Linked DNA regions of Homo sapiens: region 2 is linked to region 1. Evidence: read pairs that join two places in POLR2A ChIA-PET (ENCODE). Cell type or tissue: A673. All regions are shown on one strand. Links, peaks and the distances in the headings refer to the core of each region. The heading gives the core; the rest is flanking DNA.

What was found. ChIA-PET counts read pairs that join two places held together with the same protein. Peaks named below come from ENCODE experiments on the same cell type or tissue, not always from the same donor. Only the 100,000 strongest peaks of a DNase experiment are listed, where the experiment ranks them.
Region 2: POLR2A ChIA-PET joins it to region 1 with 6 read pairs; 5 of 35 experiments call an interaction of 5 or more read pairs at or near these places.

Annotation. Positions count from the first base shown.
Region 1 is chr1:150,602,383-150,607,763 of GRCh38, reverse strand. LOC107985203 (a long non-coding RNA gene) reads right to left here. Exons shown (of 3, transcript NR_186818.1): 3 at 3,480-3,644. Among named protein-coding and RNA genes, the nearest start is that of ENSA, 25 kb to the left of the region's middle. RefSeq lists an enhancer at 2,296-3,134. In A673, for the core only: no CTCF peak of the experiment used is centred there; a DNase peak (open chromatin) is centred at 2,863; H3K27ac peaks cover 2,623 bases.
Region 2 is chr1:150,732,961-150,738,341 of GRCh38, reverse strand. CTSS (cathepsin S) reads left to right here. Exons shown (of 8, transcript NM_004079.5): 8 at 5,197-5,381. The coding sequence ends at 5,296. Among named protein-coding and RNA genes, the nearest start is that of HORMAD1, 15 kb to the right of the region's middle. RefSeq lists cis regulatory regions at 1,095, 3,222 and enhancers at 1,023-1,167, 3,150-3,294. In A673, for the core only: no CTCF peak of the experiment used is centred there; no DNase peak of the experiment used is centred there.

The sequences.
Region 1 (5,381 bases), core at 213-5,212:
GTGAAGTCGAGGTTGCAGTGAACTGTGATCTTGCCACTGCACTCCAGCCTGGGTGATGGAGTGAGACCATGTCTCAAAAAAAAAAAAAAAGAATTTTCACATATCCCACTGTGGTAACTTACAATATAGTTGGCATTGGCAATTTTTGACAGTCTCTACAGAGACTGACTTTAAAAAAAATAAATAAATTTCAGGCTGGGCATGGTGGCTCATGCCCACAATCCCAGCACTTTGGGAGGCCAAGGCGGGTAGATCACCTGAGGTCAGGAGATTGAGACCAGCCTGGTCAACATGGTAAAACCCTGTCTCTACTAAAAATACAAAAATTAGCTGGTGGTGACGCACACCTGTAATCCCAGCTACTCGGGAGGCTGAGGTAGGAGAATTGCTTGAACCCAGGAGGCAGGAGGTTGCAGTGAGCTGAGATTGTGGCATTGCACTTTAGGCTAGGCGACAAAAGGGAAACTCCGTCTCAAAAAATAAATAAATAAATTTCAAATTGAAAGGTGAGGCTATTTTATAATTTTTTTTTTTTTTAATTTGAGACAGAGTCTCAGTCTATCATCCAGGCTAGAGTGCAGTAGTGCAATCTCGGTTCAGTGCAACCTCCACCTCCCGGGTTCAAACAGTTCTATTCTACCTCAGCCTCCCAAGTAGCTGGGATTATGGGCACCCGCAACCACACCTGGCTTATTTTTGTATTTTTAGTAGAGATGGAGTTTCACCATGTTGGCCAAGCTGTCGAACTCCTGACCTCAAGTGATCTGCCCGCCTCAGCCTCCCAAAGGCTTATGCCCACAGGGTTGAGCCACGGCGCCCGGCCCTATTTTACAAAATTGTAATGAAGCTGAGAAAAGATAATTCATCTAAGATCACTTGATAAATGACAGACTCCAAAGCCCATGGCTACTTGACCAAATCACTTTGCTCTGTATACATCCGTATAGAGAACTAGGTTTGGAGCCAAGAGGGACTCCTGATTTATCCCTCTCATGGGCAGTAGGTTTGTTATAGTGAGCCCTTGGCCTTAGCTTGGTTTTCTTTATCAGTAAAGGAGAGCATGACCAGATCATGCCATACCAACTTGATGGCCTAGGCCTAGGGCTTGGCTTGTGAGGTGTGACTAAATCACATAGCCTCAGATAAGGAATGAGGGAAGATTTAAAGCAGGATTGATAAAGCAGATTATGTTTTATACTTAACAAAATCTTAAACTGGATGTTTCAGCTGGGGTATCAAGATCTAATAGATATGAAACTCCAAAGGGAGACAGCAGATGTAAATGCAGTATTTTAAAGGAACTTACCAAGAACCAGTTGCACAACTCTTGAACCCCCTCACCCATTTCAAGAGTATGAAAAGTGAAGATAGAAGGCCAGATGCAGTGGCTTACTCTTGTAATCCTAGCACTTTGGGAGGCTGAGGTGGGAGGATCACTTCAGGCTAGTTCAAGACCAACCTGGGCAACATGGTGAGACCTTGTCTCCACAAAAAAATTAAAAAATTAGGCCGGGCGCAGTGGCTCAAGCCTGTAATCCCAGCACTTTGGGAGGCCAAGGTGGGCGGATCACGAGGTCAAGAGATCGAGACCATCCTGCTCAACATGGTGAAACCCTGTCTCTACTAAAAATACAAAAAATTAGCTGGGCATGGTGGCACGTGCCTGTAGTCCCAGCTACTTGGGAGGCTGAGGCAGGAAAATCACTTGAACCTGGGAGGTAGAGATTGCAGTGAGCACCGAGATTGCACCACTGGACTCCAGCCTGGTGACAGAGCAAGACTCCGTCTCAAAAAAAAAATAAAAAATTTGAAAAAATTAAAAAGCCAGGGGCAGAGGCTCATGCCTGTAATCCCAGCACTTTGGGAGGCTGAGGCAGGCGGATCACTTGAGGTCATCAGGAGTTCAAGACCAGCCTGGCCAAATGGTGAAACCCCGTTTTTACTAAAAATACAAAAATTAGCAGGGTGTGGTGGTGGGCGCCTATAATCCCAGTTACTTTGGAGGCTGAGGCAGGAGAATCACTTGAACTCGGGAGGTGGAGGTTGCAGTGAACTGAGATCGCACCACTATACTCCAGCCTGGGCGACAGAGCAAGAGTAATACATCTAAAAAAAAAAAAAAAAAATTAGCCAGGCATGGTGGTGCATGCCTGTAATCCCAGCTACTACTCAGGAGGCTGAGGCAGGTGGATCACATGAGCCAGGAGTTTGAGGCTGCCATGAGCCATCATCATACCACTGCACTTCAGCCTGGGCCACAGAGTGAGACCCTGTCTCAAAAAAAAAAAAAAAAACAACAACAAAAAAGCGGAGATTGGGTTTATAAAAGAGCTTTCTTTGGAGAGAGCTACTACCATGCTGTGAGCCCTATTCAATCCCAAAGAGAAGAGGTGGGGAAGGGCCAGGTGAGGTGGCTGACGCCTGTAATCCCAGCACTTTGGGAAGCTGAGGCGGGCAGGTCACCTGAGGTTAGGAGTTCGAGACTAGCCTGGCTAACATGGTGAAACCCCGTCTCTACTAAAAATAAAAAAAATTAGCCAGGCGCGGTGACGGGTGCCTGTAGTCCCAGCTACTCAGGAGGCTGAGGCAGGAGAATCGCTTGAACCTGGGAGGTGGAGGTTGCAGTGAGCTGAGATCGCACCACTGCACTCCAGCCTGGGCAGGGGGAGCAAAACTCCATCCCCCACCCCAAAAAAAAGAGATGAGGTGAGGAGTAATTCTATCTTCTCAATCCTAGAGACAGTGGCTTCAAGACCACTGAAACATTTTGTATTTGTCCTTGGGTAAGGGATAATCATTAGACTGTGTATGACTCACGGTAGAGGAATTTCAAGGCAAAAGCTGACTAACAACAGAGCCTGATGTAACAAAGTAGAGAGTCACATCCTGGAAGTCACCACACTGGCTTCTGATAAACGGTCAGATATACATGAATCCTGTGGACCATGTGTGGAGCCAGTTTAAATCCTACTCAAGAGAACTGCCTGGATGCATAGTGGGGCTCTTCATGTGGAAAAGAACACTGGAAAACAAAAGGATAATGAGAGAGTGGTGGCTATAGAAATAGAATACATCACCTCACTTCAGGAAGTTGCCACTGCCTTTGGAAAGCGCCCCCAGGGAAGCCTCTGATGGAGCCATACAAATGCTCATGAGATAATTCTTAACATCAGCCAGGCCTAGACAGCATGAAGCCACTAATAACCCTTCCTCTTCATTCTGCCCCATTCCTAGAAATATCAGTGTAGCAAAAGGAGAGAAGCCAACTACCCCCTCTTTCACAGAGGCGAGCTGGCTGGCTCTGTTGACCCTAGCTGTGGGGTAGAGAGATTCTTACCTATGATGAAAATTGATGTGTTAATATATTTCGGACCAAGAGTATGTTTTGCTACTTAAAGTGGTTGCAAAGACTATTACCTAAAGGTGATCCACATCTGAGGAAAACCTCTCCCACTGAAATAAATTGTGCAGAGACAGGGGAAAACAAATTAAACTTTAATTTTCATTACATTTCTTCAGTTGGTACTTGTTAAGCATTCCAGTTATGGTCACCTTTGTATTCTCTGAGGCACTTAATTGGCACTCATGATATTGAGATTATTCCTTCCAGATTGTAGTATGTAACCTTCTGGTTAATATCCTCTCTATAATAAAACAAAAGACAGTTTTAGGGACTTAAATTTCAATAAATCTGGTTGAGGCCAAGGAACCAGAAATAAATTGAAAACTCAATTTATTTCAAGGAAACTTGAAATAAATTGAAATAAAGTTAGTTGGAAACTAACTTTAAGATAATCTAGTTCCAGGCCAGGCACGTGGCTTACCCTGTAATCCCATCACTTTGGCAGGCTGAGGCAAGCGGATCTCTTGAGCTTAGGAGTTAGAGACCAGCCTGGGTAACACAGCAGAACCCTGTCTCTTAAAAAAAAAAAAAATCTAGTTCCAACGAATGCCTCCTCAGTGAATCTTTTTCACAGTATCCCTGGAAAGTGAATATTTAGTCTCTTGAATAACTCCAGTGTCTTGAAATCTACTATCTTCACCCTCATGAAAACGTCAAGAGTTTGAGGACCACCTCTTTCTACATCTACTAGCCTAAACATTTTCCCTCCCTTTAGCTAGTCCTCCTTGACATAGTGTGGACTCCTGGCATCACCTTGTCTACTCTCTGGATGAGCTCAAATGTGTCAGTGTGCCTGTCTAACTTTGGTCCAGATGTGGCCTCACCAAGCCAAATAGAACTAAACCATTACCTGCTTGCTTGTAGACCTGGACCGTAGGAGAGCCCAAGGCCCCCTTAGGTTTTCTTTACTACTTATGCTACTGACTCATATCAAACTGACACCTAAGCTGGACATGGTGGTGCACACTTGTAGTCTTAGCTGCTCTAGAGGCTGAGGCAGAAGGTAGCTTGAGCTCCAAGAGTTTGAAACCGGCCTGGGCAACATAGCAAGATGCCCATCTGACAACTGACAAAAACCTACAGGTGTTATTTTCGGGGTAAGGTAGGGTTGTTTTGATTTCATAATAATAAATTAATGCATTAATTTTATACAACATATAACATTAAAAACCTTCATTCAAAAAAAAAACAAAACTACAGGTTGGACATGGTGGCTCACGCCTGTAGTCCTAGCACTTTAGGAGGCCAAGGTGAGCGGATTGCCTGAGCTTAGGAGTTTGAGACCAGCCTGGGCAACATGGTGAAACCCCATCTCTACTAAAATACAAAAAATTAGCTGGGCATGGTGTACTCCTATAGTCCCAGCTACTCGGCAGGCTGAGGCGGGAGAATGGCTTGAACCCAGGAGGTGGAGGTTGCAGTGAGCCGAGATCATGCTACTGCACTTCAGCCTGGATGACAGAGCAAGACTCCAACTCAAAAACAAAAAACAACAACAACAAAAAAAGCCGGTCGCATGGCACATGTATACATATGTAACTAACCTGCACAATGTGCACATGTACCCTAAAACTTAGAGTATAATAAAAAAAAAAAATTAAAAAAAGAAAAAAAAAAAAAAAAAGCCGGGCTTGGTGACTCATGCCTGTAATCCCAGCAGTTTGGGAGGTCGAGGCCGGCCGATCACTTGAGGTCAGAAGTTTGAGACCAGCCTGGCTAACATGGTGAAACCCTGTCTCTACTAAAAAAAAAAAAAAAAAAAAAAAAAATTATCTGGCCGTGGTGGCAGACACCTGTAATCCTAGCTACTGAGGAGGCTGAGGCAGGAGAATCGATTAAACCCAGGAGGCGGAGAGGCGGAGGTACGGTGAGCTGAGATGACACCACTGCACTCCAGCCTGGGCGATAGCGTGAGACTCCTCAAAAACGATGAAAAAAAAAAAAAAACTACAAACAAGGCTTCCTTGCCATTATTCCA
Region 2 (5,381 bases), core at 271-5,270, 130 kb before region 1:
ACAAACCTTCAATTTGTAAAATATGCAAAATTTGCAATGCACAATAAAGCAAAGCACAATAAAACAAGATTTGCTTGCACTTCTCAATACCTCTGCTGTTACCATTAGAGTTCAAGCCACCATCCATCTCCTGGTCTATTGCAATAATCTCATAACTGGTAGCTGCTTCCCTCTTGTTTGCTTGGAATCAATCCTCTACACAGTAACCAGAATTATCTTTTTAAAGCATAAAGTAGATTATGTTACCCTTCTACCCCAAACCCTCTAATGGCTTTCCTTCCCACTCAGAATAAAACCCATGACCTGTAAAGCATGACATTATCTGGCCTTAGCCTGCCTCTCCAACTACCTCTCCAACTACTCTCCCCTCTCTCACTCAGCTCCCAGCACATTAGCCTTTTGGCTATTTCTTGACACATCATGCTTATTTCTAGCCCTTTATCCAGGTCTTTGCCTCACTTGCATCTTTGCGCAAACATCCACTCAGCGAAGCTTTTCCCGACCATTCCACCTAAAATTGAGCCCTGTCTCTTAACACTCTGTATCCCTTATCCTGCTTTATTTTTCTTTATTGTACTAATCATATATATCATCAAGTATTTCTTCGTTTATCATATGTTTCTCCTCTAGAACCTAGGCTTTAGAAAGACTTTGTCTCTGTAATCCTAATGCCTAGAAGAGTGTCTGGCACAGCCTAAGAAGCCCAGGACTTCAGTCTATTACAAAGGAAACTGGCATTGATTTTAGAAGGAATAATAAGTTAGTAGCCTTATAATATGCAAGGAGAAGGTAGGGTGATCAACTTTCCCACTTTGCTAAGGGCTACGAGGCTTTCTGGGACATAGGACTTTCTTTTTAAAAACAGGACAGTCCCAGGCAAACTGGGACTGGTGATCACCCTAGAAGAACGCTATACATTTTTTTAAAAGTAGACGGACTCAGCCCGGCTCAGTGGCTCACGCCTGTAATCCCAGCACTTTGGGAGGCCGAGGTGGGAGGATCACCTGAGGTTGGGAGTTCGAGACCAGCCTGGCCAACATGGAGACACTCCATCTCTACTAAAAATACAAAATTATCCGGGCATGATGGCGCACGCCTGTAATCCCAGCTACTCAGGAGGCTGAGGCAGGAGAATCACTTGAACCTGGGAGGTGGAGGTTGCAGTGAGGCGAGGTTGTGCCATTGCACTCCAGCCTGGGCAACAAGAGTGAAACTCCGTCTCAAAAAAAAAAAAGTAGATGGACTCTACTTGAGTCCAATCTGATGTACTCATACCTGGATAATAATAAAAATAGCTACCTTCACTTAGTAAGCATTGGCTATATACCAAATATTGTGTGAGTACTTTAAATACATTCTCTCATTTAATTTTTAAAGTACTCTTATGAGATAGGCATTTAGTTAACAAACTCACCTAAAGTTGAACAGTTTGAGTGAAAGAGCTATAGAATTAATAAAAATATACAACTTGGTAAGTACCGAAATGAACATTTGGAGCAGATCTTGTATAATTCTGAAGGCAAGACTTTGTCCTCAGATACTTTATTTAGCTTAAGATTTTTTTTTTTTATCAGTTTCATTGTTTAAGGGAAGTTAGCAGGACTCAGTCAAAAAGAGGTCTGGGATCTTTTGCAAAACTGGGGGCAATTGATCTTGGTCGGTAAAACTGAGAAAAGTAAATTGTTTAGATGTTGAATGGGGTCTGGGATTCCTTGGTCTCACTGACTGAATTCATACTGCTAGTAACTAGACCCTCAATTCAATTTTCATACTAGAACTCAGGTCCAAATTCAGTTCACCTAAAATGATTTATTTTACCTATTATTTAATGCAGTGACCATAGTAGGATATAAATTACATGAGATCCTAGATGTACTGGTCTGAATTTCATTCCCCATATGACTTCACTCACAGAGATAACTGTAGGGATAGGCATAGATAAAAGTTAGAGTGGGCTTTGGAATAAAATAATCCTAGATTTGACCTCTGGCTTCACAATTTACTATCTATGTGACTTTTGGCAAGCTACTTTACCACTCTGCCCTTCTGTTTTTTTCTTTAGTAAAAGAAGATAATATTCACCTCACAGGATGATGATTAAATTAGATAATTTATGTTAATCTGTTTGGCAGAGTAAGTGCTAAATAAGTGGTGTCTATTAATATTAATAATAGCCTGGCCGGATTCTTGTTATTGCTTTTGCTTATCAAACTGGATATTAAAAGAGCATTGCTACAGCCTGGGCAACATAGTGAGACCTCTTCTTTACTAAAATAAAAAATTGGGCCAGGCGCAGTGGCTCACGCCTGTAATCCCAGCACTTTGGGAGGCTGAGGCGGGCAGATCACAAGGTCAGGAGATCGAGACCATCCTGGCTAACACGGTAAAACCCCATCTCTACTAAAAAATACAAAAAAATTAGCCAGGCGTGGTGGTGGGCGCCTGTAATTCCAGCTACTGAGGAGGCTGAGGCAGGAGAATGGCGTGAACCCGGGAGGCGGAGCTTGCAGTGAGCCGAGATTGTGCCACTACACTCCAGCCTGGGCCACAGAGCAAGACTCCATCACAAAAAAAAAAAAAAAAAAATTGGCCAAGCATGGTGGTATGCACATGTGGTCCTAGCTACTTGTAAGGCTGAGGCAGGAGGATTGCTTGAGCACAGGAGGTCGAAGCTGCAGTGAGCTGTGATTGCACCACCACACTCCAACCAGGGCAACACGGTGAGACTCTGTCAAAAACAAACAAACAAACAAAAAAACCCACTACAGCCAGTGGTTTATTAGAGGTGACGATGGAGTTTGAATTTTATTGTAAAGGCATGGAGAGCCATTGACAATTTCTAAGCAGTGGAGTGGCAATTAAGTGAAAGGAAGTAAAGAAAGGAGCTCATGAAAATGTTTGAGAAGGACTGACCAGAGAGAGATAAGAAAATCAGAACATAGTAGTGTCTTGAAGCCAAGAGACCAGTAAGGTGGGAGTAGACAAGTGTGTTAAATGGTACAGAGAGAAAAAAATAGGACCTGCAAAATGTCCAATGAGGGCTGATACATAGAATATTTAAGGCCTCTTAAAGCACAGTCCTTTTAAATGGTGTCATTTGTCTTCCAACAATAAACCAGCATTTCTTAGGTTCTCCACTGCATGCAAAAACACAAACTTTGAGTCCCTGAGCCAAAATTTCTAACAGCTTCCCTTTGCCTTTGTAATTGAAGTACATGTTCCTCCACCTGCTGTTCTAAGCTGTTCACAACATGGCCCCAAACCAGCTTTCTATCCTCTTTTTCCACTATTCTACTAAAGATATCCAGTTTTCCTTTCAACTAAATTTCTTACTGCTCTCCAGACACACTAGGCATTTTCTCAATTTCACACTTTTATTTGTATCCTAGAGCACTTAATGAATTTTGCCTTGTATGATATTTATATACCTACCACTATAAAATCTCAGAATGATAAAGAGCTTCAGAAATCATTCCTCTTACAAGGATTTTCTAAGTTTTTTCATCAGTCTTGGTAAAGTAAGAAAAATAAGAATATTTTGGTGACTTTTTCATTAATATAAATTTATTTACTCAAAAGACTATCCTTAAAATAGAGATTATGTCTTTGGATTTTTTGCTTTTGGTGTTAAAATGTATTTTCTTTTACAACATAATGGTGACAGTAAGTAGTATGGTTTTTATTTATTTTCTTTTTTTGAGACAGTCTCACTCTGTTGCCCAGGCTGGAGTGCACAGGCGCAATCTCGGCTTACTGCAACCTCTGCCTTGCCTCCCAGGTTCAAGCGATTCTCCTACCTCAGCCTCTCGAGTAGCTGGGACTACAGGCTCATGCTACCATGCCCAGCTAGTTTTTGTATTTTTAGTAGAGACGGGGTTTCACCATGTTGATCAGGCTGGTCTCGAACTCCTGACCTCAAATGATCTGCCCGTCTCTGCCTCCCAAAGTGCTGGGATTACAGGCTTGAGCCACCGTGCCCGACCAATAGTATGCTTTTTAAAAAAGATGACCATACAGCCGGGCGTGGTGGCTCACACCTGTAATCCCAACTCTTTGGGAGCCTGAGGCGGGTAGATCACTTGAGGTCAGGAGTTGGAGACCAGCCTGACCAACATGGAGAAACCCCATCTCTACTAAAAATACAAAATTAGCCGTCGTGGTGGCACATGCCTGCAGTCCTAGCTACTTGGGAGGCTGAGGCAGGAGAATCACTTGAACCCAGGAGATGGAGGCTGCGGTGAGCTGAGATTGCACCATTGCACTCCAGTCTGGGCAACAAGAGCGAAACTTCACCTCCAAAAAAAAAAAAAAGATGTCCATACATGCTAATTTTAAAATTGATAACTGTATATCTATCTGTAAAAACTTTTTGAACTCCTCTAAGTCCATTAAATCAAAAAGTGAAACACTGATCTACTCGAACCCTAATCCGACCCATGATTTTTCTCTGCAACATCTCTAACAAGTAGCCTCTGCTGCAGAGTAGGTAAGGAATACAGGTGCATGCCACCATGCCTGGCTAATTAAAAAAAAATTTTTTTTGTAGAATCAGGGACTTGCTATTTTGCCCAGGCTGCTCTCAAACTCTGGCCTCAAACAATCCTCCCACTTCAGCCTCTCAAAGCACTTGGATTACAAGTGTGAGCCACCATGCCTGGCTCATTTTTCAATAGCTTTAATTATGAGAAAGTCAGCTCCACTTCTAGATCAAAAAGCTCTTTCAGAGCTGCATTTTTGTTGTTTGCTTTAGAATTCCCTGCCCTATACCTTTTTCATAGTAGTCACTCAAAAATATTTCTTAATTGACATTCTCTAGAGGAATTTAAGTTTGATAGAAAATCATTACACATGATACTGTTATCAAAAAATTTAGAGATAAAGGCTTATAAAGGATACTAATACTCTTTCTTTAGAGAAGGCATATTTGCAAAGTAGGAGGATTAAAGGACTGGGATGGATCTTACTATAGTTTTCCTTAGGTATTAAGTCTATTCATCAATATAGCACTAAAGCTTTCCAAACCATTATTTTGAGTTACCTGAAATCCCTGGAGAAATTATTACCTTATTTCATTCTAATTTTGTTTTACGGCCTTTCATATGTAATCACTTATAGGAGAAAAACAATGAGATAAAAAGTTGATAACATGGTTTGATTGTACGCATTTGTAATTTTGTATTATTTCTTTTTCTAAAGCTGGGGCCACAACTTTGGTGAAGAAGGATATATTCGGATGGCAAGAAATAAAGGAAATCATTGTGGGATTGCTAGCTTTCCCTCTTACCCAGAAATCTAGAGGATCTCTCCTTTTTATAACAAATCAAGAAATATGAAGCACTTTCTCTTAACTTAATTTTTCCTGCTGTATCCAGAAGAAATAA